Linked DNA regions of Homo sapiens: region 1 is linked to region 2. The links are chromatin loops, found by intact Hi-C in ENCODE. Cell type or tissue: sigmoid colon. All regions are shown on one strand. Each heading gives the region's core, and the rest is flanking DNA. Links, peaks and the distances in the headings are about the cores only.

The links. Peaks named below come from ENCODE experiments on the same cell type or tissue, not always from the same donor. Only the 100,000 strongest peaks of a DNase experiment are listed, where the experiment ranks them.
Region 1: it touches region 2 in a loop (5-fold over the local background); 2 of 110 quality-filtered maps call a loop at or near these places.

The regions. Positions count from the first base shown.
Region 1 is chr7:143,985,405-144,001,936 of GRCh38, reverse strand. OR6B1 (olfactory receptor family 6 subfamily B member 1) reads right to left here and starts at 1,617. Exons shown (of 2, transcript NM_001005281.3): 1 at 1,287-1,617. It also overlaps the pseudogene SLC16A1P1. In sigmoid colon, for the core only: no CTCF peak of the experiment used is centred there; no DNase peak of the experiment used is centred there.
Region 2 is chr7:143,874,706-143,891,237 of GRCh38, reverse strand. TCAF1 (TRPM8 channel associated factor 1) reads left to right here. Exons shown (of 9, transcript NM_014719.3): 2 at 14,616-15,249. The coding sequence starts at 14,630. It overlaps LOC105375549 (a long non-coding RNA gene), which reads right to left and starts at 5,787. Exons shown (of 3, transcript XR_007060574.1): 1 at 5,688-5,787; 2 at 4,593-4,731. RefSeq lists enhancers at 5,973-6,032, 6,063-6,112. In sigmoid colon, for the core only: no CTCF peak of the experiment used is centred there; DNase peaks (open chromatin) are centred at 5,917, 8,277 and 9,147; H3K4me3 peaks cover 2,836 bases; H3K27ac peaks cover 537 bases.

The sequences.
Region 1 (16,532 bases), core at 5,746-13,745, 110 kb before region 2:
CACACATAACAGAAATGAATGTATAGAAATGCTTGGTAAATGTATCTGAGAATAATGATTGGATATGTTTTGAAATATAAATTAGGAGGAGGAAAAGGCATTTTTGGCAGATGAATCAGAGTGAACAAAGGCACGGAGATCTGAAACAGTTTGAAATTTTCAGGAACTCAACTCATAATTGCTGCGTGAGTGGGCAAGTTGTGAGTGAGTGAATGAGCAGAAAAGAGATGGATGGAAAGAGAAAGAGAGAGACTCTGTTGTCACGGACCAGATCATGGAATAGTGAGGCATTTAAGAATTATCCTGAAGTATAGACAATAAGTAATCACTGTTTGTCAGCAGGATGACAACATCCTCTTATTATATTCTTGTTTTTGATGTGGGAGGATGGGTTAGGATGGGACAAGGTTGCCAAACCAGAGATTCATAGACCCGTTAGAAAGCACCCTCATAGCATACACTTAAAGATACACACAAAGAAGAGAAAAATCATTCTAGCTTATAACATTTGTCAAAGAAACAAAGATGGACATATTTAGCTATACTTGTTCACAAGTTACATAAGTTTTCACTTCTAGAGGAAGCTCTACAAGAAAAACAAAGAATTCCTTATTTCTCATTAACTGAATGAAGGTGCACTGGCACTAATTATTGCATACTGGTATTTTTATGTATCACCTTACTGCAAAATATGTACAGCCTTTTTACTTATAATAGTTTTTACTCCATTAAGCATACTCAAACATGTTACCCCTCATAGCAGATTTACCACTGGTCTAGAATCAAACATCTTTGTTTCTTATGTCTGCTGCTATGCACTTTTCCCCAACTTTGTCAGGGTTCTATACATACGTAGGTTCCAAGTAATTTGAATTTGATGAACATTTAACCTCCGCCCCTGCCAAGATAGCAGCAGTTTTTGTAGCCACCACCAGAAACAAGTTGCCAGGAAGATGTGGTGGTTGCAGCACAGGGATATCAGGTCATCGGGTCAATGGTAGGGATCTAAAGTTTGGGATCATAATCTGGGGCACTAATTTTTGATCCCACACAGAGAGATGTCTCCAAAGTGGCAAGAGGAGCCTGCTCCCTCAGCTCACTGCATAACTGGCTGCACTTAGATTTCAGGAGACAAGAATATTATCCGGACCGATTGCTAGGAATTGAGAGTGGATAGAACAGAGAGGCATTAAACATTTTAGAGTTTAAATGTTGCTGCGCTGTAGGAGCCTGAAACAGGGCTGCCTGCATAGTGAGAAAGTAATGCTCTGAGAGGGAGCACTTACCTTGGCACAGCAGCCTCTGATAGGATGAAATGTGAAAACAAAGCCTTCACCAATTCTAAAATAGGAAGATGCAGAAGAAAAAGATTCAGGTATTGAATAGATGTGAGGAACCCACTTTCTAAACCTAGAAAGAGTGACTGGGTACAGATTGCCCCACTGCTTTCAAGCTGAAAGCCAGGATAAGATGACAGGAGAGCCCTAGGCACTAGGACCACATCTGCATCTGATGTGGCACGAGGCTGCTTCGTCCAGCACCCTGGGACTAGGGTGCCCATCACCTTCCTGGTGAACATGGCAGTGATTTTAGGCACACTGAGCTGTGAAGACCTTTGGATTCTGAGGGCTTTATAGAGTACCAAGACTTTCCCTACATATCTGCCAAGACCCAAGAGAAAAGAACCTTGACAATGGCAGTTCAGTTCTCTTGTGGGATCCAAGAGAAATTTCCATTTGCCCATTGTGGTGATCTTAATTGTTTTATATGTTATTAGTTCCATAGGAAAAAAAGGTCCACTTATGACCACGCACTTTGGAAAGAACCATATTTTTTGACAGATGAAGAGAAAAATGTACTGCAGTGAAATCTCTATATACAGACTTTCGAATATTCTTCCATCTTTGGCTTACTTGAAACAGGATGATCATGCAAGTGCTCCAAATGTGATATTGATGCCCAAAGGAGACTGATATTAGTACATTTTAGTACAAGTTTAAATGACAGTTTTTGTTTTAGATACTTATGTCAACTTGTTCACTAAGTAAATTTATCCTGATGGAATTATTGTCACTTTGTCAGCTGCCCATGGGTACCATTTGACCAATAGTTCACATTCTGGTACAAAGCTCTAGTGTACTAAAAATCACTTCTTCTGTAGCCGGCAGAACTCTTAAGTTGCCCTCTCACAAAGAAAAGCTATCAGATTCACTGTGATTTGATGCAATGGTAGATGAATATATTAAAAGTTATAAACAGTTCAGTGTGGAGAGCCACACATGTTTATGGTAATTAAGCAAGCAGCCTTCAGTACAATTTCTCTTACAGGACTGAAGTATGAAAACCAAGTAGTAGCAAATAAAAGTAAGGCATCTCTTTCAAGTCTCTGGCCTTGATTTATCTCCAAGTCTCAGAAAAACTGACTTCTCTAAAATGTATTATTTTATATTAACCACAATTTTTCAACATGGTTTTAAGCTGCTGTGATATGGTTGTCACTGAGGGGGACCACATTTCTCCTCCAAAGATAGAAAATGTCCATCTACTGTGAGAAGATTCTGTGAGTTACTGTGACAATCATTTTTGACTCCTGGAGTCAACATTTTATACAAGCAATTCTAGAATGGAGATATTTAGCAGATAAACATTGGCTGTATTCTGGGACATGTTGACACGATCTTATCCTAGAATTCAGCTGTACAGGCTTTCCTTGGAGTTTTTTTTTTTTCCTATACCAATTGGTTTCAGGTTGAAGTCTTCTGCAGATTCCTGTTCAATACATACGGGAGGCAATAGGGAAACTCCAAGAACCTGTGTGTTGTGCCTGAGGTCCCTTGGCTATCTGCCTTCTTCTTTCGGAGTCCACGTATATTTGTTGTTATGTCCACTTTTTTTGTTGTTGTTTGTTTTTATTATAAGGAGCATTTTATTCTTTATTATTGTTCTCTGTTGGGGTTGACACTAGTTCTGTTTGGGGCACACCTCCACACTTTGGCCATTACAACTCGGTTTTAGCTGTCAATTGTTATTGGGCAGACCCTGAAGGTCATTCAGAGGTGAAATCTTAGGGCCTTCTCAGGCCTTTTCTGAGCATGCATTCTGCTCTGGATATACACCTGGCTTTCTTTGTTTTCTGGCATACACCTGAGTTATAAAAAAATCCCTTATTTTCCAATGTACCTTCTTCCCCAACCTATTTTCTTCCCAATCTTTTCTGTCTGTTGCTTGTTACCACTTTTATCCCTAGACCAAGACTGCTGCAACCAATGCTTTTGCTTTTAACTGCATTCAGCAAATGGTACCTAGGAAGCTACCCCAGCCCTGGGAAAACTTCCATTCAAGAAACACAAAGGTAAGCCCTTTAGTTGGCTTCCAAATGGTTAGAAAATTGTAACCAGTTTTCTTTGAGAATAAGGTTCATATTGCTCTTTCTCACGCACATTGTTAAATCTGTGCCAGAAGTGTGGGTTGTTATCTTCACAGCTGACACCAATCTGGGAAGTGAGCGAGGATAGGTGGGTAGTTTAAATGCCCAAAACTCTGTTACTGCAATGTGGCAGCTTCTGTTTTCATTAATCTTCCATTGTTTGTTTTAAACTTTTGGCTAGAATCCATAGTTAAACAAAAGCTAATTCTGACAGTTTTTGCCATCTTATTAGTTGTTTTTTGTTTTTTGTTTTGTTTTGTTTAAGACAGAGTCTTGTTCTGTTGCCCAGGCTGGAGTGCAGTGGTGCAATCTCCACTCACTGCAAACTCCGCCTCCCAGGTTCAAGTGATTCTCCTGCCTCAGCCTCCTGAGTAGCTGGGATTACAGGCACCGCACCACCATGGTGGCTACTTTTTGTATTTTTAGTAGAGACAGAGTTTCACCATGTTGGTCAGGCTGGACTCTAACTCCTGACCTCATGATCCACCTGCCTCGGCCTCGCAAAGTCCTGGGATTACAGGCATGAGCCACCATGCCCGGCCTTGTTAGTTGTTTTTATGGAGCTATGAAGAAATGGAATTCCTTACTTCATTTTTTTAATGGTGTGTTTTTTATACTTATATGTATATGTGTGTGTGTGTGTATATATTTACTTTATATATTGTCTTTGCCACTTGCAACCTTGCCAAACTCCTTTATGTCTACAAGCTTTATCGTAGAGTCTTTATGTTTTATGTATATAATAACATTGCCTGAAGTTTAAAATTGTTTTATTTTGTTTCTTTCTCATTTGTATCCCTATTATTTATTTTTTCCTGACCTTATGATTTTGGCTAGGACTCTCAGTTGAAGAGAAATGATGAGTATAAACATACAGGTCATTTTTTCAATGTTAGAGGAAAATTAATCTTTCATAATGTTAGCTGTTGTTAGCTGCAAGTTATTCATTAGACACCATCCTTGGTTAAGAAGTATCTTCTATAACTAGTCTTTTACAGTCCTTGTCATTAATGAGTATTGAATTATATTTACTGTCTTTTCTGCATCTATTAAGATGATGAATTGGTTTTTCCTTTTAGTCTGTTGATAAATGAAATAACATTGATTAGAATTAGTTTTGGATGTTGAATCAACATTGCATTTCCTGCATAAACTCCCCATGGTCACAATCTATTATATTTTTGTAACTTGATGGACTTGATTGGCTAACATTTTATTAAGAATGGTTGTGTGTCCATGAAGGTTATTGGACTCTTTTGTTTTTGTTTGTTTGTTTTGAGACAGGGTCTTGCTCTGTTCCCAGGCTGAAGTGCAGTGACACAATCATGGCTCACTGCAGCCTCAAACTCCCAGGCTCAAGTGATCCGCCCTGTAGGGAAAAGAAAGAGAGATCAGACTGTTACTGTGTCTATGTAGAAAGGGAAGACATAAGAAATTCCATTTTGACCTGTACCCTGAACAATTGCTTTGCCCTGAGATGCTGTTAATCTGTAACTTTGCCCTAACCTCTTTACCCTAGCCTCTTTGCCCCAACATTGAGCTCACTAAAACATGTGTTGTACGGAATAAAGGTTTAAGGGATCTAGGGCTGTGCAGGATGTGCCTTGTTAACAAAATGTTTGCAAGCAGTATGCTTGGTAAAAGTCATCGCCATTCTCTAGTCTCGATAAACCAGGGGCACAGTGCACTGCGGAAAGCCACAGGGACCTCTGCCCTGGAAAGCCAGGTATTGTCCAAAGTTTCTGCCCATGTGATAGTCTGAAATATGGCCTCGTGGGATGAGAAAGACCTGACCGTCCCCCAGCTCGACACCCATGAAGGGTCTGTGCTGAGGAGGATTAGTAAAAGAGGAAAGCCTCTTGTAGTTGAGATAGAGGAAGGCCACTGCCTCCTGCCTGCCCCTGGGAACTGAATGTCTCGGTATAAAACCCGATTGTACATTTGTTCAGTTCTGATATAGGAGAAAACCCACCCTATGGCAGGAGACGAGACATGTTGGCAGCAATGCTGCTTTGTTATTCTTTACTCCACTGAGATGTTTGGACGGAGAGAAACATAAATCTGGCCAACGTGTACATCCAGGCATAGTACCTCCCCTTGAACTTAATTGTGAAGCAGATTCCTTTGCTCACATGTTTTCTTGCTGACCTTCTCTCTATTATCACCCTGCTCTCCTACTGCATTCCTCCTGCTGAGATAGTGAAAATAATAATCAATAAAAACTGAGGGAACTCAGAGACCGGTGCTGAGGGAACAGAGGGCCGGTCTCCTGGGCCCACTGTTGTTTCTCTATAGTTTGTCTCTGTGTCTTATCTCTTTTCTCAGTCTCTCATCCCACCTGCTGAGATATACCCACAGGTGTGGAGGGGCAGGCCACCCCTTCACCCCCCATCTCAGCCTCCTGAGTAGCTGAAACTACAGGTGCACCCCACCACACTTGGCTAACTTTTTTGTATTTTTGTAGAGATGGGGTTTGCCATGTTGCCCAGGCTGGTCTTGAACTCCTGGGCTCAAGCATCTGCCTACTTTGGTCTCACAAAATGTTGGGATTACAGGTGTGAGCCGCTGTGGCCAGCCTCTTTTCTTATATATTTGGTTTTGTTATCAGGTAAATCTGGGTTCATAAAATAATAGTCAGTATTCTTTTCTATTTTCTGAAAGACTTGTGTAGAAGTAGCACTATATTATCTTTTTATATGTGGTAGAATTCATTAGTGGAGGCATCTGGACCTGGATTTTTCCACAAGGAAGATTTTTAACCATAAAATCAATTGCCGGCCGGGCGCGGTGGCTCACGCCTGTAATCCCAGCACTTTGGGAGGCCGAGGCGGGCGGATCACGAGGTCAGGAGATCGAGACCACGGTGAAACCCCGTCTCTACTAAAAATACAAAAAATTAGCCGGGCGCAGTGGCGGGCGCCTGTAGTCCCAGCTACTCGGGAGGCTGAGGCAGGAGAATGGCGTGAACCCGGAAGGCGGAGCTTGCAGTGAGCGGAGATCGCGCCACAGCACTCCCGCCTGGGCGACAGAACGAGACTCCGTCTCAAAAAAAAAAAAAAAAATCAATTGCCTTCATAGATAGGGAGTCAGGCTACCTATTTTCTCTTATGTGGGCTTTGGCAGCTTTTGATTTTTCAGGAATTTAACTATTTCACTCAAGTTCTTTGAATTTTTGGTATAAAGCTATTAAACTATTACCTTAGTGTTGTTTCTAATGTCTGCAGGATCTGTAGAGATGTGTTCTCTTTAATTGTATGTGTCTTTATTTGTGTTTTCTCTCTTTGTTTTGATCAGTCTGACTACGGATTTTTCAACGTTATTGATCTTTTCAAAGCTTGCTTTTGATTTCATTGAACTTCTCTACTATTTTTCTGTTTTTCTGCATCATTTTATATTTTATTTTGTTTCTTCTGCATCTTCTGTCTTTAGTTTTATCTTTTCAGTCTAGTTTCATAAGGTAAAACTCTGAGTCATTGATTTGAGACACTTCTAACAAAAGCGTTTAGTGCTTCACATTTTTCTCTAGGCTCTGTTTTTTGTTCAATTTGAAATATGTTTTCTAATTTTCTTTGTGATTTCCTTGACTTATTGATTAGTTAGAAGTATAGAGTTTAATTTTCATACATTTGGGGATTTTTCCAGAGGTTTTGGTTTATTCCTTATTTCTTATTTAATATCACTTCCTTATTTCTAATTTAATATCATTATGTTAAAAGAAAATATTTGTATAATTTCAATTTCAAATATGTTGACATTTGTAGTCTTCTATTGCTGAGTAGAATTTTATAAAAATGTCAATTAGGTTAATCTAGTTGATGGTGTTGTTCAGGTCGTCCATATTTGCTGACTTTCTTATCGTTTACTTGATCTATCAAATACTGAGAAAATTATGTTAACATCTTCACTAATAATGATGGGTTTGTCTATTCTTTCTGTATTTTTAGTGCTATTATTAAATTGTTAAAATTATTATATTGTCTTGAAAAATCAACTCCCTTATTATACAATATCCTATGTTAATTCTGGTAATATACCTTCTTATGGGAATTTATTAGAAATTATTATAGTCACTCCAGCTTTCTGACATAGTGTTGCATGGTAGATCTTCACTATCTTTTTACATTTAATCAATTTATTATTTTATATTAAAAATGAGTTCATTGATTGTAGAGAGCACACAGTTGGGTCTTTCTATTCAATTCTATATGTTGTTCTCTGCTTTTTAATCATTGTGTTTTAGATTATTTACCTTTACTGCTATTAGAGGATGAAGGTGTATTTAGGTGTACCATTTTGCTATTTGTTTTTTTTGTTGTTGTTGCTTTTGCTTTTGTTTTCTTTTTCTACACTTTTGCCTTTTTATTAATTAATTTTAATAATTTCATCTTATACCTAATATTGGCTTATTAGTTATACCTTTGTTTAAATGTGTTTACTAGTTGCTCTAAATTTTAAAACATAACTTATTTTTATTTTTATTTATTTTTTTTGAAACGCAGTTTTGGTCTTGTCACCCAAGCAGGAGTGCAATGGCGTGATCTCAGCTCACTGCAACCTCCGCCTCCCAAGTTCCAGCAGTTCTTCTGCCTCAGCCTCCTGATTAGCTGGGATTACAGGTGCCCACCACCATGCCAAGCTAATTTTTATATTTTTAGTAGAGACAGGGTTTCGCCATGTTGGCCAGGCTGGTCTCGAACTCCTGACTGCAGGTGATCCACCCACCTCGGACTCCCAAAGTTCTGGGATTACAGGCGCGGGCCACCGTGCCCAGCCTAAAACATAAATATTTAGTCTATCATAGTCCAATTTTAAATAATATTATAGTCCTTTACAAAACATGTAAAAATATTACAACGGTTCACTTCCATTTTTTTCCCTCTCATCTTTGTGCTATGGTTGTTGGCATTTATTTCTAAGTGTGTTATAAACTTCACAATACATTTACTTTTACTCCACAATACAGTTACTACTTTTACTTTATTCAGTCAGTTCTTATTTACAATTAATAAAAATAAATCTTTTTTGCCTTCATTATTTTTGCCATCTCTGGCACTCTTCATTTCTTTTGTAGGTTCAAATTTCCATTTGGTATCACATTTCTTCTTCCTGAAGAACTTTATTTAATATTTCTTGCAGTGTACTCACATGTGATAAAGTACGTCAGTTTTGTTTATCTGAAAAAGTATTCCATGCTTATATTTGAAAGAAATTCTCACTGTGTATAGATTTCTAGATGAGAGTTTTTTTCTTGTCAGCATTTTAAAGGTGCCCTCCTTTGTCTTATGCTGTGCCTCATTTCTGATGATAAATGGGTTGTAATTTTATCTTTGTATGTGTGTATAATATTTCTTTTTCTATACACATCTTCAAGATTTTATTTTGGTATCTGAGTTTTGGCAATTTGAATATGATTTTTTTCTCTATCCTGCTTAGGATTCTCTGAGCTTCTTGAATCTGGGATTTATTTCATTGATTTTGCAAAACTTTTAGCCATGATATCTGAAAATATTTCATTTGCCTTGTTACTCTGTCTTCTTCTTAGACTCAAATTAAACATCTGTTAGATTGTTTTATGTTGTTGTACAGCTTGTTCTATTTTTATCCACTCACTCTTCTCTTTTTATTCCAGTTGGGATAATTTCTGTTTCCATAACCTCATGTTCACTGACTCTTCCCTGTGTGATAGTCTTAACTCCATCAAAGAAATAATCTATTTTTATGTTGTTTTTTTTTGTTTCTAGCATTTCTATTTTACTTTAAGAAACAGTTTTATTGCTCTACTAAAATTTCTCATGTTCTCATGCACATTGCTTATGTTTTCTGCTATATCCTAATTATAGTTAGGGTAAAATTCCTGTTTGATAGATAGATCCAGTCTAGATCATTCCTGGTTCTGATTCTTTTGAATGCTTTCACTTAACAATGAGTAAGTATTTTCTTGCTGCTTTTGAAATATAATTTTTATTAAATGCTGGAAATTGTTGGTAAAAGAACAGTAGAGACTAGGCTATAGAGTATTTATACTTAAAAATGGGGTGCTGGTCCTTCTGTCAGACTATGTGTGTAAGTGGTTGAGGTGTTTTGGGTATTGTTACTATAATTACTTGCAGTGCTCCACAGATTTCAAATTCTTCTGACCATGAAGAATGATGCTTTGTTGAACCTAAATAGGAGATTTTAATCAGTGTTCCTGCTCTACCCAAATTTTACCAAGCGTAGCATTGCCTTTGTAATACAAGGTATCTCCATACTTTGGCTTCTTTCCCGGAAATAGGTGCTGTTGATTTTTTCTTGGTGCAAGGCTTGTGACAGGGGCAAAGATATCCTTGTTTTCCCTGATCCAGCCTCCATCCTAGTCAGCCCCTATAAACCTGAGACTTGGGAAGTGGTGTTCCTACCTCATCTCACCAGTCATGGCAGCCAGACTCTACTTTTTATTTGTGACTGGTCATGGGTGGGAGTTTCTGCCCTTATCCTAGTGGACTCCTAGTAGCAGGGCAGGATCCTAGCTTGAATGGATTTCTACCTCTTCCCTAAGAGCAAACTGCTTTTACTTCTACTTTTCCCTCAGTAGCAACTCACTTTTGTCTGGACAAGTGGCAAGAAGGCTTTCTGACCTTTCTCCAGAGGTAAACAAATGTTGATTTTGTTTGCAAGGCTTATGGTAGGAGCTGAGAGATTTCCCATCCTCCTTCAGGGAAGAAAACATTTTGCTTCTATCTTGGTTCTTTAAAGATAATTTTATTTCTTTCTCTGAATACTTTAAAAAGAAAAATTGTGGTTGAGCGCGTCGGCTCACCCCTGTAATCCCAGCACTTTGGGAGGCTGAGGTGGGTGGATTGCCTGAGGTCAGGAGTTCGAGACCAGTCTGGCCAACATGGTGAAATCCCGTCTCTACTAAAAATACAAAAAAGTTAGCCAGGTGTGGTGGCATGCGCCTGTAATCCCAGCTACTTGGGAGGCTGAGGCAGGGGAATTACTTGAACCAGGGAGATGGAGGTTACAGTTAGCTGAGACTGCGCCACCGTACTCTAGCCTGGGCGGCAGAGTGAGACTCCGTCGCACCAACCCCACAAAAAAATTAAAAAATAAATTATAAATAAATAAAAGAAAAAGAAAAATTGTGTTACCTTTGGTTTGCAGCAGTTTTACTCTGATATACCTAGGTATGTTTCTATTGTATTTTTCCCGTTTGAGATTTGTAACACTTTATGCATCTGTGTTTTGATGACTGTATTAAATTTTTGAAAATGTTTTGCCATTATGTCTTACAAATTTCTTTTTCCCATTATCTTTCTTCTTTCAGTTAGAGTCTGCAATTACAAGTAGGTTAGACCTTTTCATTATGATCCAAATGTTAAACCTTTTTAGCGTATCCCATAAATCACTAATGCTGTTTTAAATTTTTCTTCTTTTTTTATTTCTCCCCTGAATCAGGTTATTTTCTACTGACTTATCTTCTACTTCACAAATCCCCTGCAGTTCTCTCTAGTCTGCTATTGAGACTGTTAATTTTATTTTAAAAAATTAAATTTAAAAACACCATTTGATTCCTTTTAGTAGACTCCAGATTTTTGATAATATTCTCCAACATGGTTTCTCTTTTCTTAAACATGTTAATATGTTAATCAGTTATTTTATAGTTATGTCTGATTGTGTCAATGTCTATATTTCTTTGGAATTGTTTTTACCATGAATCATAAAACTGAAAAATGCCTTAAAACCAATGTTACTGAGTCTAACAGTGGTCAAGAGACTAAGAAAATGGGCAGAACTTATGGTAGACTCAAAGAACTGAGAAAGCAACAGCTACCTTTCTGGGCTCATTAAGGAACAGATCTTTTCTAAACATCTATATGGTCAGCTGGGATTTCTAAAGTATTCTTCTCTGGGAGTAAGAAGAAATTACAAAAATAAAAATGCTTCATAAAGAAGCTCATAGATAATTGCCTGATAGAAGTCAAATAAATCCTCTCTTGAGGAGGATAACATTATGTAGAGCCTCAAATTACTCCTTCAGTTTTCCAAACACAGTGTCCAACACTCAATCAAAAATTACCTGTCATGAAAGATGAGATTCAAACACTGAAAAAGAGATTTTATTTATGTTTTTTTTTTTTTTTTTTTTGCTTAGGAAGCTCTTTAATTTTTCATGGCAGGTAATCTTTGCATAATTCTACATGGCTTCTAAAATCAATATTTTGAATGTGGAGACAATAGGATTTGCTTATTATGGATTGAATATGTAATGAGGAAAATGGAGGAAACAAGAGTATAAAAATTATGATGCCATATATTAAGATAAGAAAGAGGAATATTTTGGTGAGGGGAGTAAAAGTAGAGACTTGCTTGCATATGTGAAAATCTAAATAGAGTTATCAAGTAGGCAGTTGGATACTGGAGCAGCGCTGGATGTGTATAATTTGGGAGTCCTTAGTGTTTACTGATATTATAAAATTAGATGAGATCAACTTGGGTATTAGTGTACTTGGATTTGAGATTGTATTTGAATCCTTAATCATCTAATATATAGACATCTAGAAGAGAATGTGGCTTCTGCACAGGAGTCTGAGAACTTTCTGATGAGGTAACAGGAATTCAAGGAGAATGTGGGATCCACTGTGTCATATGCTGCTAGAGAGGCCGAGTGAGATGAGGACTGAAATTGACCATTGGTTTTAGCAACATGAAAAATTCTAGTGATTTATACACTAGCTATTTTGGACGAATGGTGGGATCAAAATCTTAGTTTAGACTGAGTGTTGCAGGAATCAGGAGGACAAGAGAGACCACGGGGTGAATACCAGAGGATCCTTATTGAGTGCACGCAGACCCAGCAGACTTAACATCCAAAAACTGGGCCAAGAACAAAGACAGCACTTGACTTACATACACACCTTTGAAAGGGAGTGGGCTAGCTTGAAACAAGCGTACAGTAGCATGAAGCGTAAAGGCATGAAAGCAAGGATACAGAGGCAGAACAAAGGCAGTTAATCAAATTGTGACAGGTGCATAACCCAGAATTACACATGACCCTTGATGCACAGCCCAGATGGCTGTTATCTAGGCTTTGCTCTAGCATCTTGCATGGGCTTATCTCATAACCTTCGCTATGACACCCAGGTGGCTGTTGCTCAGGCCTGCTCAAACAGCTCATGACCTTCACTGTACTGCTTAGATAAAACAGAAAATTTGAAGTTACTAGTTGCAGAGAACAGAAATCTATAAACTCATACCATAAGAGAAAAGAAAATTTGTTTTTCTCCTTCCTATGTTGAGGGAGTGCTGGGAGAGTCTCCAGAGCACATTCCTTTGTGTCCTAGTTTCTCAGATAGTGTTTATTGAGGCTTTTCCTGGGTCTGGGCCATGTCTGTTGCTGCCTCTGGGATAAGTCAGCTGAATACAGGAAAGTTTGTTTCTTTTTCTTTTTAATTTTATTTTTTCTTCTTTAATTTCCACCTCATGGGCAGTGATTGAAGGGGAGAACATGGGAATGAAAGGTGCAGTTAGTTCCTTCAGGGAATCTCTATGTAAAGGAGCATAGTGAAATGGGACCATGTCTGTAAGGTGATACATAATGTGATCTATTTTTTTAAATCTAAAAATGATTTATTCTCAAGTGGTAGGTGTGATGTGGTCTTAAGGAGGTTCATTTTTCCTTCAGATGGCAAAGGCATATGAAATTTGTGCTTATGGAAATGATGCAGGAGAAAATGAAAAATTTATGATTTAAATAATTCAGGTAAAAATACATTCAGGTTTTGTGGGGTATGAAACAGATAATTTACGAGGTACCCTTTAGGGAAAGGAACATAAAATAATAAACAAAGATTGTATGAAAATAAACATTTATTTAGAGTGTAAAATGATGGATAACTAAGTTTTATAAGGTAGAAAATACCTTAAACATCAAAAGTTTATAAAAATAAAATATTTTTATCTATTAGATGTCTGACACAACTCTCTAAATCTCTGCTCCCTATGTTTTGGCTACCTATTATTTGATCACATTTTCATGACAATAACTTTGTAATATCACTTTCGGGTTGATTTTGGAATCACAGGAGGTGAGTAATTTGCTCAGATGTGTAAGCCAAATGGAGATAAAAACCAAGACGAAGAAAGACCACCTGTAAAGTATGAACTTCCTGCTGAGTTCAAATAAACAGGGTTGTGATGCAGGAAGAAATTGTTTAGGATGGCCTCCTAGAGGGAAGTGCTTAATCAGACCTAATTAAAACTTACTTGTTGATGCTGGGCTCCATCCAAGTCCTCATCCCCTGTGGGTGGCAGCTTCATTTTTAAGTTATCACTTTGGCTTTTATTTCTTTCCTTTCAACAGAGAGAAATGTACAGCTTTTTATTTTTCCATAAAAGAAGTTTATTTGGAAAAGTCAGCCTCTTACACAAGGTTTTGTATCTAATATGTTCATTCTGTCAATTAAATGCATTGAATATAAGAAATATTTAGTTTTTGTTTTGGTCCACCCCCTCTTTTATCCTGATGTAGAATCTACTTCTACTTCTCTACTTTTCAGGTCAGTGAAATGGGTCACATAATTTTTAGCTTTGTGTGGAGAGTAAGTATGTGTCCAATAATTCTAAGTATACCATGATTTTCTTTAAGGCCTTCTCAGAAAAAAGAAAAAAAAATAGTCATTAAAACTAGGCACACTTAGCAATTTCTCTCATAACCTTATCCTTATCTGCTTGCTTGGTGCCACATTTTTCTGGCCCTCTTTAATTTGCAAAGATTCAAACTAAAAGTGAAAGTAAGCAAAACAAAACAAGAAAAACCCCACCAAACACACAGAGAGTATATCTCACACACAGCACTAAGCTAGAATCAGATATAAATGAGACCTCTGTGAATCAAAGGAGAAAACTTTCACAAAAAAGATCCAATAGTCTCATGATTTAACCAAGGCTTTGGGAAAACCTAAACTGAATTCAACTGATGTTTGAAATATGTCTACATTTAATTGGATGTGCTGTATTTACTAAGAAGTCACAAATACATAGTTTTGAAATTTTTAATACTAACCTTTACAGTGAGAAAAATAATACCAAGTGATTTGAGCAGGGGCAATAATTTATAACCATTCAAAATCTGTCTTTAAACAGGGGAGCAAAGTAGTATTTTAATAAAAACAACCCTTAAGTACTTATTTGACTTCTAATAAGTATCCCAAGAAATGGTACCCAAGAAGTGTCGACAAGTACAATCTGGCTAGAACAGCCAAGATGCTTCCAAAGTTTTATGCTTCAAATTTCCTAAATATATAGATAGCAGAACCATATGCCAGAAAAACTACTGATGCTGGAAAAACATATTCATCAGCATTTTATAAAATCTCCAACTTTCAACCAACGTTTCTATTCATAAATCTTCCAGTGACCATATCTGACAATACATTACAAATGCCAAAGAAGCAAGATTACTTTTAAATTTTAAATTCATCTCAAGTTAGTTATGGTTTTTCTTTTTAACACAACACTCAAAATACATGAATTCAGCAGAATTATTTTAAAAGTTCTCTGAAGATTTCTAAAGACTAAACTGTAAGGCACATGTTAAAATCTTCATGACACTGTTAAAAGCTAAGATTAAAACAAAACCTACTTCCTTCCCTCATCCTTTACCATCAACCACCCCCTCCCCAAAGCATATGGCATTTTAAATTTAAGCTATTGGTAAGGAGTGAAACAAAAATTCCATCAATGAACACCTGGTATGGTTTCCACACAAATGTCTGTTATCTGCATTGAGCACCACTGGTAGATCCCAGGCCAGGAGAATATTTTCAGATATCTTGGGTCATGAACTGCTCCATTTACCCTTTAGCTGAATGGGTACAGCCTGGACTCTCCTCTTCACTGGGGCCATCTTCTGTACCTTTCTAGTTAGGGGAGTCCTCTTCTTTAGTAACTACTTTGGACTTCTCAGTAACATCTATGCTGTTCTTCTCTTTTTACTTTCCTTTTCCTGTTTCTCTTCTGCTTTCTATTCTTTTACCAAAAGTTGATAATTGATACCTATCACCTAACAATGAAGAGCTAGACACCTGCAATAATTAAGATTATGCCATATGCCCATATGTCTATTTGTAATTTCAATAAGTCATTGAGATTACCTAAAAATGGTGGCCCCAGGGGGACACAGCAGCATCCCACACAGCAGCATCCCACAATGGTAAACCAAACCCACAGTGCTGGAGGACCTCTGGGTCCAATGAGGTCCATCAGTATTTCAAACAATATGGAACTGAGCCACTAAGGTAAATCCAAAGAATCCCACAGAGACACAGAACTCAATATAGCTGGTGGATAAAGGTGCTAGCAAATGGCACATTCCGTTCATGATAATGGAAGCAGCAAAGAAATACTGAACTTGAGAACTTGAGGCCTTATCTGCTTTGTGTTGGCTGCAAGTCCCATAGAAGGCCTTGCTGTGTGTCAACAAAAGCCAGAAGGGAAAGAAGGAAGGCAGACTTCTCCTGGAGTGATACTGACTCTTGCCATCATTACTGAGAAAGGCCAAAGGTGTAAAGAGTCCAGAAAAATGTGAGCACATTTCCAGAGAGGTACAGCAAAAAAAATCTCTCTGAGTAAACAGGGATGAGTACAAGAATGTATTAATTGTTTGGAAGATTAATCATTTCCCTTCTTTTGGGTGTCCTCCAATAAGATCTGTATTGTATCACCTGCACCTTTTTTGCATCTGATTTTTCAGCTTCCTGAAGGAATTCTTTAGACCTCTTTCCCTGCCTTTGTTGGCTTGGACCTTATTGGTCACATCGGGTCTCCAGCTACGCAGCAGTTTAGCAGGGAAGCCCCCAAGAATTAGGAAGCTTCCTCTCCATCCGTAGATACCAAAGAAAGCCTTACTGAGGAGGCCAGCATAGAGAGGCTGCCTGCCATGGCCAGTCTGTTGGCCAATGGTCACTTCCTATAGAAATGCTTGCCAATCATGGTCAGAGCTAGGTTCAAGTTAAAGGAAAGCCCAAGACCTCCAATGATTCCTATACACAAGTAAAGTTCCTGTATAATGCTACAGAAAGAAGCCACAATCAAGCTACAGCCTGACAAGCAACACCAACAATCA
Region 2 (16,532 bases), core at 4,547-12,546:
AATATTGTGGATGAAAAAATATAAAGGTTTTGATTGATGTTATTTTCTTTCAAGAGGATTTTTTGGGGAAGTGGGCAGATAAAGTACCAGCAGATTACTTTGATGCTATCAAATATTAGTTTTAGGCTTTGTTAGGACTAGCCCATTTAAGGTTTGATCTTTCTCCAAGAACATAGTCTTTAAACCATAAGATATGCTTCTTCATATGTCAGGGATTTTCTTATGTGTCAACTGAAATCATGGAGTGTTTATTAGAATGTTTCTTTTTGTTGGGGCATAAACTCCATTGCTTTTCTCAGAACAATATAACCACTGAAATGACTGCTCAACTGTTTAGCTCTTTGGCCACTATTTCCTACAAGTTTCCTTGAGGTCTCTCCTATTGCATGCATAGCTTAGGAATCAGCCAGTGACATTAGGGGAATTCATATATAAAATTTTAGATTAACTTGTCTGGTTTCTTCATGTCTGAAACTTTGCCCTTTGAGCTCCACCTGGTTTGATAGTCTTGAACCAGTAAGACTGACACTTCCTTTTCAGCCTCAGTAACCCTGCACTGTAAAATGAAAAATGCCCGAAAGTAAAAAGCAATAGCGAATATACAACTCATGTCCTGTGTTTTCTGTTCATCAAGGATTATAGTCCTTTTGTCCTGTTTATGTTGTTTACTTTTCTGAGTCTTCAGTTGGTTTCCTATATTTTGTTGAGCTTTTATTATTGTTTCCAATGGGAGGATTATTCCAAAGATATGAGGGAATTTCAAGAAGTTTGTGGGAATAATGGAATTAAAAATTTTTTGAAAAATAAATGTTGCCTCAACATAAGCCCCTTCAAGTTCAAGACACTTTTGTAAGCAGTGATAACAGCAATTTAGTCCATCACTAAGAAACTGAAGGTCCTAGGAATTTAGCCATGTAGATACAGTATTTTTACATTATTAACCAAACAAAAATGGGTGCCCTTCTCCCAGCACTTTGGGAGGCCGAGGCGGGCGGATCACAAGGTCAGGAAATCGAGACCATCCTGGCTAACATGGTGAAACCCTGTCTCTACTAAAAATACAAAAAATAAAATAAAATAAAATAACTGGGTGTGGTGGCGGGTGCCTGTAGTCCCAGCTACTCGGGAGGCTGAGGCAGGAGAATGGCGTGAACCTGGGAGGCGGAACTTGCAGTGAGCCGAGATCGAGCCACTGCACTCCAGCCTGGGCAACAGAGCGAGACTCCGTCTCAAAAAAAAAAGAAAAATGGGTGCCCTTCACAGATTTTTTGAGATTAGGAAACGAAGTCAGAAGGAGCCAAATCAGGACTCTAAGGTGGATGCCTAATGATTCCCCATTGAAACTCAAAATTGCCCTTAGTTGATGAGAGGAATGGGCAAAGTCATTGCCATCGTGGAGGAGGACTGTCTGGTGAAGCTTTCCTGGGTGTTTTCCTGCTAAAGCTATGGCTGACTTTCTCAGAGCACTACAGTAATAAGCAAATGTTATCATTCTTTGGTCTTCCAGAAAGTCAACAAGCAAAACACCTTGAGCATCTCAAAAAACTGTCACCATGGCCTTTGCTTTTGACCCATCTGCTTTTGCTTTGACTGGACCACTTCTGCCTCTTGGTAGCCATTGCTTTGATTCTGCTTTGTCTTCAGGATCATACTGGTAAAGCCATGTTTCCTCTCCTGTTACAGTTCTTTGAGGATATGCTTCAGAATCTTGATCTCACTTGTTTAAAATCTCCATTGAAAGTTCTTCTCTTTTCTGCAGCTGATCTTGATGCATCCCATCAAGTGGAGAGTTTGCTCAACTTTCATTTTTCAGTCAGAATTGTGTAAGCTGAACCAATTGAGATGTCTTTGGTGTCTTCTCTTCTTTAATTCACTACAGATATTTAGATGAGTATTTCTTTTTATCATTTTAGGATTTGTTAGACTCCCTGGATCTGAGGATTGGTGTCTTTCAAGATCTCTGGAAAATTCAATCATTTCTTTCAATAATAACTCTCCCACAATCTTTCTATTATATCTATTTGAACCTCAGATCAGATGTGTCTTAGGTCTTCTCACTATATGCTCTATATCGTCTATCCTTTTTCATATTTTCCATCATTTTTTCGATTTTAGACTGAATTATGAATAATTTCCTCTACTCCAGATCCAGTTCAGTAATTCTTTCTTCAACTTTGTTTAATCTTCTATTTAGTCTCTTCAATAAATTTCTATTTTGAACTATTTTATTTCAATTATTTTTTAATTTCTAGTTTTGATTCTTTTTTATAAATACAATTATTTTCTGTTCAAGTTTCTAGTTTCTATTTTATTTTTCAAATGTACAAAACATGGCTATTCTATGTTCTGTGACTAGTAATTCTGATATCTAAATTTTGCCTGTTTCTGATTCTCTTGTTTGTAATGGCTGTCTTTCATTGTGCTTTATTTCCTGAGTGTTATGTGGTTTTAAAAATTATTAATGTGAGCTTCTCCTTTCATGTGAATTTTTGTCCTAGAAATTATTTCTAGATACATTAAAGTTAAATTTCTCTAGAAAAGATATGCATGTGCATCTTCCAATTGAATACATTAGCAAATTGGGACCACCTCAAATTATTTGCTTAGGGTTTTTGAATTCACAGATGTAGCATGAATTAATATTGCAAACCTATATGGAAAACTGGTTTGTGATTATTCATTCTCATTGATCTTTTTCCCCTTCATCTTTCAGCAGGGTCAAGACAAGCAAATTGCATTGATTTCTTCTGTGACATGAATTTACTTCCTATTTACCTTTACCCTGTTGGAATACCCCTTTGGTGTGTGAGCTTTGTGCTGGGATGTCATTTTTAATTATATTCTTTTTGTGAGCTTGGTCTTAATATCCTAGGCTGGAAACCCCATAGAGTCACTCCCCATACATTCTCCAGGGTTTTGTGGAAGCATTGTGGTGAGAGCCAGCTTTCATGCTTGCTTCCTTCAATGTTTCCTGCTTTTAGTTTGTTTCTGGCTTTGTGTACTCTCTACTTTCCTATCATTTCATTGATGAATTTATAATATTTTGTGTATATATGTTGTTTGCATCAGTAGTATGTTTTGGGACATTTATCTACATTCCTAGAACTAAAACATTATTTTTAACACCTTATTAAAGTTAGATATTTGCATGTGTGATTATATATCAGTATATCATAAATGTACAGCTTGATACATTTTTACAAACTGAACACAACCTTGGGCCAGCACCTAAATTAATTAAGAGAACATTACCAGTAACCCAGAAGTCGCCTTTGTGTTCCTCTCTAGTCACTACCTGGCCCAAGAGTAAATATTATTCTAAGTCTTAATATCAAATATTAGTTTCACCTGTTTTTATATTTATGTAAATATAACAATATAGTATGTACTCTCTTGTTTCTGGCTTAGTTCACTACAGTATGTTGGTGAGATTCAGCTATATTGTGAAAAATGCAAATCATTCATTCTCATTGCTGTACCATATTTCATTGTGAATATGCCACAATTTATTTAAACATTCTACTGTTGATGGTACCCAGCTGATAGAGAGCAGGGTGGATTAGAGCTGAGAAAGCAGGGAGGATAGGATTTGAGTAGTTTCCAGTTTTAGACTACCTTGGATGGTGACACTTTGAGGATTCCAGTACGTGTCCTTCAGTGAAAATGTGTATATTGGGTACACACCTAAAAGTGGTATTACTGAATAATAGTCTTATTTTGCGTTGCAAAATAATACTTGTAACATTTTCAAAATCCAAAGTGTCTAAAGAAAAAAATTACTGCTCAACCCTCCCCCACTTCCTGAAGTAGCCAAATTTGTCCTTATGTTTTCTGTGCTTAAACATAAACACGCAATTATAGAATTTTTTCCCTGCAAAAAGTAGGATCATACTTTTATTGCTGAAAATATACATTAAGACAATTTCTCAAGGTATGAATTGAGCTCATTTTAAAGAATTGCGTAATATTTTTGATATGGATTTTTAATTGTTCATTTATTCACATGTTTCAGAATATTTACCAAACTTAGTATCTCAAAAGTTATTTGAATACTTTCAGGATTTCATAGCAGTCTTCGTTACTCAGAGCTACTCCAGGCAGAACATTAGAAAGGAAAACAAACTCAAGGGGAAGTAGAAATAAGAAAGGATCCAGCATTTAAAATTTAGCTTATAATGTGGTGTCTGAGACTGAGAAAGAGGAGATAGAACCAGCTCAAAATTTGAGGAAGCAGCCAGACAGGGTGGCTTATGCCTGTAATCCCAGTACTTTGGGAGCGGAAGCAGGAGGATCACTTGAGCCCAGGACTTCAAGACCAGTCTGGGCAACAAAGTGAGACCCCATCTCTACAGAAAAAAAAAAAAAAAAAAATACAAAAACTCCCTGGGCATGATGGCGCGCACATCTGTAGTCCCAGCTACTGGGGAGGCTGAGGTGGGCGGATCGATTGAGCCCAGGAGTTCGAGGTTGCAGTGAGCCTCGCTCCACTGCACTCCAGCACAAGACCCTGTCTCAAAAAAAAAAAAAAAAAAAAAAAGGTAAAATTTGAGGAAGCATTAAAAGAGCATGAAGGAAGGAGAAAACTTACTTACAGCACAGGAGGTGTGTAATTTCATCCATTTTCTGCTTTAGGCTGCTGTTTGTTTTTTTGAGGAATGATCCTAAGGATTTTCTTTCTTACCCCATTTCATCCATCCATCCAGTGGACATTACAGAGCACCTGTTTGTGACCTAGTTGAAGTGGGGAATAGAAAGAATAAAATAGAGTTCTTAACCTATGCTTCCTGTAGTTGGAGCAGTTGAAATGAAACCCTTAATTTATATGGGATGTCGTACCCTGTCCCTTTCACCACTGAAGCCACCTTCCCCTGGAAGGTCCACTCTGGACACTACACTTTTGTAGTAAGGGAGAAAGCTTTGTGATGGTCTCTTCCAGAGAACAGTTTGGTCCCAGGACAACCCTTCCTTAGGTACCCAGCAAACAGGGGCCAGGGCAGTGAGGGGTGAGGAATCTGGAGACAGGACAGGGGCCATGCAAATCTCCCTGGGGCCCTGGGGACCAGCCATAAAAAGAGATGAGTGGTTCCTCCAGGTTTTACAGTTGAGCTCTCCAGGTTAGATGAGTAGATGCGAGTGCAGGACCTGGTCAGGCATAAAGCCAGTTCCTGCTCCATGGTCAAGTCTCGTGTTCCACTCAAATAACATGGATCAGAACTAGCAACAAAGTTCTCCACAGGGAGAAATCATATTTGTAGAGAAGCCGCTGCCAGCTGCTTGGGTGAGGATATTTTATGTAGTTTTTTAGTTGATTAAATTTATTTTTATTACAAAATAATGCGTGTGACTATTGAAACGCTAATGAGGTGTATCAAGAAAAAAATAACAAGTAATCCACTTTCCTGTCTGAAGTAACTGGTTCTAATAGTTTATCTTCCATACAATTTCTGTGTTTATATAAGTACATATGAACAGTTTTGAAGTTTTTTTTACACAAAATGGAACGTTTTTTACTATGTTAGATGTTTATTTTAAAAATAATATATAAATATATAGATAGAGGCAATATATAAGTAGATTTATATAAGTAGATTTAACCCATCCTTGGAAATAGTTGTATATTATTTTACACAGAGATCATCATTATTTATCCATCGCTCCCTTGTTAATGAACAGTCTCAACGATTTACTTTGAAACAAATCGTCCTGCTGCACTCTGAGGGCGGGCGTCTGGGTCTCCATCCCGGATCTGGGGCGGCATCTTGGGGTAGAAACTGACACAAAGCCGGGCCTCTGCGGTCCGGGGGCGGCGGCCAAGCTCCGCCTCCACCCGCGGCAGCCAATCAGCTCCCGGGGACGCCCCAACCCCCAACCGTCTGCACTGCAGCCCACCTCCCCCCACACGCCTCCTCCTAGCCACTTCACTACCAATTTGCAAATTCCCAAGGCGTCTGCCCCAGCGCCTTCCCACATCTCTGTGGAAGACTCCCCACTCCAAAGTAGCCTGGTGTGGAAATTGCTGGACGAAAGGGTGAGTCTCGTCCAAAGCTGGTTTCGGGGACCAGACCAGGCCCGGGCACACGGACCAATTCAGGGGCGGCTCCCGATGCAGTCCGCTGAGGTGCGGGTGGGAGAAGGAGGCACTGGGTCGGGGTCCTTGGGGAGCGCGGCCGAGGGGGGCGCACGCGGGGCTGCCAAAGTGGTCGCGTTTTTGGCCTGGGACCCCCTTGGGTTTTGGGTCCAGGGAGGTAGATGTCTTTCAAAAAGGGTTGCCTGCGCTTTCTCCATTGCTGTTTCTATTTCAGCTTCTTTCTACCAGTCTCTTATTTCTTTCATACTGCATTTCTTCTCCAGGAACATAACCAGCAACATATTTTATTTTATTATGAAATATATTTCAAAGCTACGCGCAGGAGATAATATGACAGATTTATTATATGCTGACATTTTATCACCTTTGCTTCAGCGCTCCCTCTCTTCCTCCACCCCCCTTTCTTTCTAAGAAATAAAACACTTAAAAACCCCTTCCCCCCACCAAATCTCATGCCCCCATCCTGAGAGGTAAGTTAGCTTGCATCCCTTACCTTGTATATTTTGTCCTTTATTATTAATGTTTATTTTTAGGTATGCGTTTTTGTTCTGAATTTAAAATTTTTGCACGAGATTCAGTATTACAGGGTTTTAACTTGCGGTGCTGTTAGTCCTGACATTGCAGACCCGGAAGGGACTTAGTGAGTGCCAGTCACTAGCCCGCTTCATTTAGCTGAAAAATCTGAACACTGGAGAAGATAAAAGATGTGCTCACTGTCTCTCAGGTGGGCCTTGACTTGGCAGAATCTTGAATTCAGGTTCTCTTGATTTCTCTCCCTGCCATTTCCTTTACATAAAACCTGCCGCGGAGCTCACCTATCTACATGGCCTTCTGACTTGTTCCTAATGATCCAATTTGGAGAAAGGGAGTTGAAGGGAGATGGGGAAAGGGAGTATGGCTTGGGTTGGGACTCAAACCCCAGTTAGGATTAAAAGGTATGCATTTTCCTGAAATATGAAATATTGAATTTTAGGATGATTTGAATATTTATTTATGAGGCACTCATCCAGTCTTACCGTATACCAGACATTGATTCAAGAACTTTACAAGCATAAACTCACCTAACTTAAGCCTTATAATAAGGCTTAGTATAGGTATTACTTTTCTCATCCCCGTTGTATAGGTAATAACACTGAGGCACAGAGGAATTAGGTAACTTCCCCAAAGTCACACCGTTGGTAAAGTGTAGCTCTGGGATTTGAATCCAGTCCACTTAGTCTGGGTCCCTGTCACCACCCTGCATTTCCCATGCTGGAGCCAGCACCTGTGAGAAAGGTGAAGTGGCCACATACACAAGAGAGAGGAGCAGCTCTCAGCTGATATCATAAAGGAAAGAAATGGGGAGCGGGCACGATGGTGGCTCACGCCTGTAATCCCAACACTTTGGGAGGCCGAGGCGGGCGGATCACTTGAGGTCAGTGATTTGAGATCAGCCTGGCCAACATGGTGAAATCCCGTCTCTACAAAAATAAAAAAATTAGCCAGGCGTGATGGCGGGCGCCTGTAATCCCAGCTATTTGGGAGGCTGAGGCAGGAGAATCTCTTGAACTCGGGAGGCGGAGGTTGCAGTGAGCCGAGATCGCGCCATTGCACTGCAGCCTGGGCGACAGAGCGAGACTCCGTCTCAAAAAAAAAAAAAAAAAAAAAAAGAAAAAGGAAAGAAAGAAATGCGATTTGAACTGTACACCGAAAAATACATTTTGGTTAACTATTGTTTGAACTGTATATTATTTTTAATTTACAAAAGTAAGACACGTAACTGCAAACAGTGCAGAGTTATATAAAAAGTTGCACCTCTCCTATTTCTCAAGTTAAACAATATTAATGGGTAGAAATGTAGCCTTCCCTTCTCCCCACCATAATACAAATATATACGGGGTTTGTTTTTCCTATAAAAACAAAAGCATATTCAACAATTTCTACAATTTGTATTTTCCCCTTGGCAATATATCACGGTATATTCACCGACTAAATGGAGATTCAAGCTCTTCCTAAGAACTGAATAATACTAAGCAGAATGTTTGTCCCACAATTTGCTCAGCCTTTCCCTTACTAATGTAGAGTCAGAGAAGTTTGTATCTTTAATGAAACAGCCGTCCACACTGCCAGGATGGGGTCTCCAGGCGTCCCTAAGCCACAGCAATGCCAAGCCACCAGGGCCGGCGACACAAAGAAGCGCTGTCCCCCGCCAAGCGCCGCCCCCTGGAGCTCCCACTCCAGCCTGGGAGGAAGTGGGGAGGAGGGGACTCCCGTGGAAACCCCTCCTCTCCTCCAGCTCCAGCCTCCTCCCCGCTCCCAAATCCCGGCTCGGTCGCCCAGTCACTGGTACAGGGAAGCCTCTTCCCTGTGCATTCCTCTCTGCGCCAGGCTCTGCCCGCTCCCACCTGCCCCCGTGGAAATCGCAGGGTGACCTGGTGAGTGGCCCTCTCCAAAAGCCTGGCAGGCTGGAGAAGGGGCCAGCAACGGTGGACTCGGCCTGGGTGCTGCGGGGGGGAGGGCAGGGCGGGAGGCCGGGGCGGGGGTGCGGGGCGCGATGGGTGCGCCGTGGGTCTGGGTGTGCCGAAATCAGAAATCATCGGGGACAGAGAATCCCCTTTGTGTCCGTATTTCTGCTGGTGATTTTCCTCTGCGCTTGGGTCCCGCATCCCCCTGCCGCATTGCTCCTCCTCTCCAGGTTCTGACATCTGATGTTTGTGTGTGCTTGCTTTGTGTGGTTGAGTTACCTGAGGGCCTGACCTAGAGAACCGCGTCTAATCCGCTGCTTTGTCGGATGAGAAGGCCCGGGGCTTGAGCAGGGTCGCGGGTAGCTGGTGACAGAGCATTACTTGTGGCCTACTGTCCTACTGCCCTTTGATCTTTGTGAACACTGGCTTTGGGACTGAGCTCTATCTCCCACTGGCACTGGCCCCTGGAGACTTGAGTGAGCGTTCGTGTGTGTGTGTGTGTGTGTGTGTGTTTACGCGCATGGAGGAGCTCCCCTCCTCCCTGCCGGCTGCCCCCCACTCCCCAGCCCCCTCCCTTCTCAGACGTCACCGTTGTGCTCTTTGCAGACTGGCTTTGGGCCTGGGAGGAAAGAAGAGAGTGGAGCCCCGCCAGACTCCAAGCTGAGTGCTGACAGCCTCTGGGAGTTTAGAACATCCCTTCTCACACACTGTGCATTTGATAGAATACTCCCTGAGGCACGCAGATCAACAGCTGGGGGGTAGGCAGCGCCCACATTTAAAAAGGTAATAATACCCAGGTCTTCTCACTCCTGGGCTTGTGCTCCTCAATTATGTCATCCTCTTGAGTGACCTAGGAGAGAAGTGAGAGAATAGGAGTAAGAGAAAGACAGAGCCTCTGGGGAACTTGAGAATTAAGAAGGCAGTTCGGTAAGGTAGAAATAGAGGACTAGAAGAAGCAAAGACTCCAACCCTGCTTACTCCTATGGGGATGGTAGAGGGGCTGAATGGGGAGGATCACAGGAGGGGCTTCAAAGATGGTGGTAAAGGTCTATTTTTTAAGCTGAATGGTAGGTATATGGGAGTTTGTTTAATTTTTCAGATTGTTTTATTATTACCATCTATATCCCTCCACATGTATTCCATATTCTTACAGGTGTATGAATTAAACAATCTTAAGTGAAAAATAAGACTGAGCTGGGAATGTCTAGGACAGAATTCAAAAAAGGGGTTGAACTAGCCCGATGTCTTGGAAAAGACACTGGATATAGAAAGGAAAAGAAACAGAAGGTTCATGAGAAAAAAACAGCATGAAGGAGAGAAGACCTATGGAATTGAATGTGTGTAATATAAACCAGTTTTCGAGGTCAGGCTAGCTAGTTGCTGAAAAAATGATCCTGGGTTTACCCTTATACCCTCATCTGTCATTTAATCATCCAGACATGGAATGTCTATTCATCCAAAGAATAAAATGTATACTCTGGCCTCAGACACTTACTCTAGTTTCAGGATTTGAAATCACACTACCATACGGGATATGGGTGGTGCAGCATCCAGCATGGCCCTCCATCCACCTGCCCTTCCACGCATCTCTCAAAGGGAAAACCAGGTTTACGAGCCATGGCGCTGCTCTGTGGTGGGAGTGGAAGCTCTGCTCTCTCCCTGAGTTACAGGTTGTGCCTTCAATACTTTCTGCTTTGGAGTTGGCTTTGGTTCCAGCAAGCTAAAAGGGGCCAGAGGTGGGCCCAGGAGAAAGAAAGCAGGAAGCATGGGAGGGGTTAGGGAGAGAAATGAAAGGACATTTCCCCCAGGTTTTATTCATTTGAGCTCACCAAGCTTGGAGGACAAACATGGATTCGGGCATAGAGAGGGAGCATTTGGTTCAAAAGTCAAGTGATGGAGTCACTGATAGCTGGTTAAAGTGGGGACACAACCAGCTGCAGAGTTCAAGGGACCCCCATAGAGGAGGAAATCAAATTTATAGATGGGCAGATGCACAACCTGATCAGAGATGGAGGAAGACCTTTTAGGTCCAGTGAGCCAGGATCAGTTGATCAGTCTACCTCATCATGTAAAAACTGTACCTAATCTTTTAATGTGTGTTTACATGCTTAACTGAATTTGTATTAACTCGGTGTTGTTTCTCATTGTAGTAGCAATACATACAACAATTCAAAGGATGCAGATTTGTATAAAGACAGAGAAAATGGTTCACCTCTTTCCTTCCTAATGTAATCAATGTGATTATGTTGAAATGTGGCCTCCATAGATTTTCAATGCATATAAAAGCCTGGTATGTAACAGGTACTTATGTATTCCTGGTGCTTAAGAGTATGGACTCCAGCACTGGGTTTCCTGGATTTGAATCCTAGATCCACCACCACTTAGCACCTGTGTGATTTTGAGCAAATAATTAATTCTCTGGGCATTATGATTTTGGAGTTTTTGTTTTGCCCATCCATAAAATGGGGATAGTGATAGTAAATATCTCATAGGTTTATTGTCAGCATTAAATAAGTTACAGAAATCACGTGTAGTAATGCCAGGAACCTGGTAAGCATTGTGTTGTTACTACTACTAATAATAATTACTACCACTACTAATTACAACTATTACTATTATCTTTGCCCATACAAAAATGACTTCATGTTCTGCATATCATAGTGACTTGAAATTTTCACTTGAAATGTATCTAGGACATTCTTCTAGGTGGATGTAAAATATATTCAACTCATCCTTGAACTAGCTCAGAAAACAACTAGTGAGACAGATATGTGAGGTCCCTGTTCTGCTTGTACTCGTGCCAGCGTTAGAGGCAGCAGAGGCTGAGGGAGAAGGGTTCTGATGGGCAACTCTTTAGTGGGTGTGTGTGGATAGATGGCTGGGGACAGTGCTACAGGGTCTTATGCTGGGTACAATGGGGTATCTGGGGGCTATGTGGAAGTTGGATAGGTGTGGGTTTGGGTTAGAGATCCTGCACCCACAAGAATCAAAAATGGTTCTAGGAAACATTCTTTGTCATTAGTCTATCTGTCTGTACTTCTAGGTTTTCATTTATCTCCCTTTGTAATTTTGTGTGGCAGTAAGCATCCTGTACGTATATCTTTGATACTGCCCTTCTTAGTTCTGTAAGAACGGTTATTAGAAGAAAGGTTGTTGGGTCTAAAGATAGGCACACCTTTGAAGCCAAGTAGGCACCATAAAATTGTTTTTGAAAAAGAGCGCAGACATTCTCCGTCATTCCTGCCGATTGTGATGGTCTTTTAAGTATTAAACATTATTAGCCTTTCAAATATTAAACTTTACTAGCCACCTTTGTCTTCTTCATCTTCATCTCCTTCCCCTTCTTCTCCTCCTCCACTTTCTCCTAGAAAGAAGTATCATCTTTTTTAACAATATTATGAGCAACACATGATATATTTTCCATTACTTGACTACTAGTGAGATTGAGCATTTTTTCCACACAAGTGGCCATTTATATTTTCTTTTCTGTGCCATATCTTCTCTTAGAAGGACAGGATTTCCGTAGATAGAAAGATTTGGGAGAGGGAACAGAATGGAAAGAGATTAGGAAGATAATCTAAAATGAAAACAGGGCATGTCCAAGGGCGCCTGGCAGACGGGATGCTGCAGGGAGAAAGGCAGCAGGAGAAAAGGCAGGAAAAGCCAGGGAGCAGCCAGCTCTGCAGGCAGTCCACACCAGGAGGCAGTAGATGGTCCCCAGAGACCAAGGTGGAGCTTTGAGATTAAATAACATGATTAGAGTGGTTTTAGAAAAGTAAAGGTGGGAAGAGGTCTTGGTAACTTAGAAATTGGGTCGGTTGAGTCCAGGCATGAATTACTAAGGACCTAAACTAGGTTAATGGCAGTGTGATTGGAAACCATGAACAAGGACATTAATAGGACTTGTGACCAGCTGGATATGGCAGCAGCAGGGAGAAGAGACATACTGTGACACTGTGCACTTTGCTATCCTGATTATTTGTGGGCATCAGGAGGAGCAGGGAAGAGACAAGCTTCTTGCTTACCAAATGTTCATATCAGTATCTTCTCAATAGTCCCCTGAGGTAGGTAGGTCATTAATGCTTCTGTTTAACTACTAGAAACGTTGAGCTTATGTAATTTGCCTTAAAAGAGCTCACTTAGAGGGAAATTAATAAATTCAAGACTTTTTTAGTTTAGAGACTGGCTATAAATGGCCAGTATGGTCTTGAACTTGTTACCTCAAGACTGGGGCTATTTTATCCTGGCTTGTGGAAGGCCCACAGCCTGTGTGAAGGGCTTTCTCAAGGGTACACAGAGATATATGAGAAATGAATGTAATAGTAATTAGCATTAGTGTTAGTGTTAGTATTAGTATGGTACCAAAATATGAAAACTATTAAATCAGAATCAATACATGCTCAATTCAGTGCTTGTAAAATCTATGTTAGGTTAAATTGTTTTTCCACTGCAAGAATTCTCTATTATTCACATGCTTAAATTAAATGGTTTATTCTTAACCAAATAATTATAAACATATACGTTTATGCATATAAATAATACTTATGAAAAGGCATTTAACCTATGTTATTTCCCTTAATCCTCAGGACAAGCGTATATGGCAGATATTATTATTCCTATTTAATTAATAATGAAACTAAATCTGAGATGTGTTGTCCGCGTCTCACAATTGTTAAGCAACAGAGCTGAAATTCAAACTCAGACTGCCATAACTCCAGAGCCCAAGTTTATAATCAGGTTGCGTATTATGTTGGGAGTGAGCATATTATCTGACAAGGGAGATAGACAAGTAGTAAGGGCCAGTGATTAAATTGTAAGGGCTGTCTGCATATTCCAAGAGGAGGTCAGAAAAGGACAGAAAGTAAGTGGTTCTAGAGGTTGGATATAAAGAGGTTACCTCGGGCCGCACTGACAGAGGTGGTTCAGCCTCATGGACTGAAGAGCAGTGATGTCCTGTGCTGCTGAGTGGTCACTGAGGATGAGACAACCTGCATGACCTGACCATGAAAACACATCTGTCCTTGGAGGAAGTGTTTCAGTACAGTGCTCATAGCAGAGGTCAGACTATAGAGCATCATTAGTGGGGATCTCATTGTGAAGAAGCCGAGGATATTTGTGAATTCACCTCCACACTTTTGTCAGCTGCATCCCAGGTGCAATTAGGATGCTGCAGTAATTGCATATCTTGTTACCTTCTGCTCCTGGTTATGTGAGACTTGCATTTAAACCACAGAGGACTTCCACTTTCCTCTTACCTAGCCTGTGGCTTTGACCAAAGAACCTTTTCTGAAAGCCCAGGCATTTCAGATGGAAGTTCTGAGTTCTCCAAGCTGGGATTAATCTGATTAGTGTGGGAGCCAAGAGGGATGGAATGGGCTGGGAGCACAACATGCCGCACCACTGTATGAATTCCCAGCAGCTGCTGTAGCAAATGACCACAAATGGGGTGGCTTAAAATAACAGGAAGACATCATCTCACAGTTCTGAAGGCTTAGAAGTTTGAAGTCCAGGTGTCAGCAATGTGGCGATTCTGAGGCAGAATCTGTTCCCGGCCTCTCACTTAGCTCCTGGTGTTTGCCAGCAATTCTTGGTCTTCCTTGGCTTGTAGACTCATCGCTCCAATCTCTGCCCCCATTTTCTGATAGCATTCTCCCCTGTGTTTCCAAATGTCCTCTTACAAGGACATCAGTCATTGGACTATGACCCATTTGAATCACATATGACCTCATCTTAGCTTGATTACATCTGTGAAGACCTCTTTCCAAATAAGTCCTATGGGTTAGGACTTCAAAATATCTCTTTGGGGGACACAATTCCTTGCTCATTCTTTCATTCTGTTTGTTTCCTTCTGTGATGGAAAAGTATCAAGCTCTCTAAGTTTGACTGCAGAATTTAAGAGGAGAGGGCCCATTGGGGTCTCCTGGACTTCAGACACTAACACCGAGTGCTTAAATCATTTCCCAGTGTCAGCCTCATCTGCATAGTGGGAAGAATAGCCCAGCTACTGGAAGAGTGAACTGCTCTATTTGTTTCTTTGTTTATCCATTCTTCGCTAAGCTGAGCCTTTGCTTTCTTCTCTGCAGAAACCAATAGAGCCATGGCGACTCCCTCTGCTGCCTTCGAGGCCCTTATGAATGGTGTGACAAGCTGGGATGTACCCGAAGATGCTGTTCCATGTGAACTGCTTCTTATTGGAGAGGCTTCATTTCCTGTGATGGTGAATGACATGGGCCAGGTCCTCATTGCTGCCTCCTCCTATGGCCGTGGCCGCCTGGTGGTCGTGTCCCATGAGGACTACTTGGTGGAAGCCCAGCTCACGCCCTTTCTCCTGAACGCAGTGGGGTGGCTTTGCTCTTCCCCTGGGGCTCCCATTGGTGTACACCCATCCCTGGCACCTTTGGCCAAAATCCTCGAGGGCTCTGGAGTGGATGCAAAGGTTGAGCCAGAAGTGAAAGACTCCCTGGGGGTTTACTGTATTGATGCCTACAATGAAACCATGACAGAAAAGCTGGTCAAGTTCATGAAATGTGGTGGCGGCTTGCTCATAGGAGGACAAGCCTGGGATTGGGCCAACCAGGGGGAGGATGAAAGGGTTCTGTTCACGTTCCCTGGGAACCTCGTGACCAGTGTGGCTGGCATTTACTTTACTGACAACAAAGGGGACACGAGTTTCTTTAAAGTCTCCAAGAAGATGCCCAAGATCCCAGTGTTGGTTAGGTGAGTATGTTACCCCACTGGGGAGTTGGCTCCAGGGTTGAAAAGCAGACCCAGTTCTTATCTTCAGGTTGCTCCAAGGCTAACAGAAGAGTGCTCCCAGGCACTCAGATATGGAATCACTACATATCAACTAGATTTTTTAAATGCCCTGAGACATAGGAGGGGCAAGGTCCTCACTGCCCCTGTCTTCCCAAACCAGACCATTTAGCTCTTTGATAATTTGAACTTAATGGTGGCTATGGTCCCAGTGTCTTGCTTAATCAAAACTGTGCTGTTGGCCCCAACAGTTGGCATAGTTAATCCAGATGGTTTATAGGAGAGGTTGCTTTCAACAGGAATGTGAAGAAAAGGAAAACAGGCATGAAGGACCCCATGAGCCAAAGCCTAGAGAGGTGTGGGGAAGGTTTTGAAATGTCTATCCAGATGAGGTTAGGATGCAATAGGAAGTAGAAGCCTTCAGAAGTTAAGATATCAGAAAAGATGGTTCAAGTTATATGTGCTAAATCTAGGATTTAGGAGGGGCAAAAGGTTGATGATCAGTAATGAAGGAGTCAGGTGATGGGTGCAGGAGAGCCTGCACTGAAAGTTTTTGGAGTGTACTGCCCTGCCTGCTTTGCTCTCACTGCACTCCAGCACCACATATAGTGCCTAACAGATAGCAGGTCAGTAGGTGCTCAGTAAACATCTCTTGCATGCATGACTGCATGAATGAATGAGAGGGATTATAAGCTGGATTAGTCCCGGGAGCAGAAAAAGTACATTAGGCCACTCTCTATGTTGTATATTAAAACTCTCAGCATTCTCAGAACAAACAACACTGATATTTCTGACTGATGGGAATGGAGCAAGGTAGGATTGGGTGAGGACGACACACCAAGGGTACTACGAAGGTATGGGGAATGAGCTATGACTTCTCCTTGGCATGGGACTTTTAGGGAAGTTTTAGGAAGATCAACCAGAATAGTTAGTCTACTATGTTTTTGGACAAAAAGATGACTCGTATCATTTTAGCCCAAATATTGGGCTTCTGCAAAGGAGTTCAAACTCTCTGTTCATTCATCCATTTATTTAGCCAGGGTTTATTAAACATATTATATATCCCAGGCATTATTTCTTATTTCAAGAACCTGATTTGCAAAGATCTGAGAATTAGGGGCACAGGAACATCTCCAATTACAAGACTTGGAAACAAAAGTCAAAAACCAAGTAACTGTTGTAGGAAGAGGGTTATGCTATCATTGTTCATAAAACCTGGAAACCTGGGATCTATAACCAGTAATGGC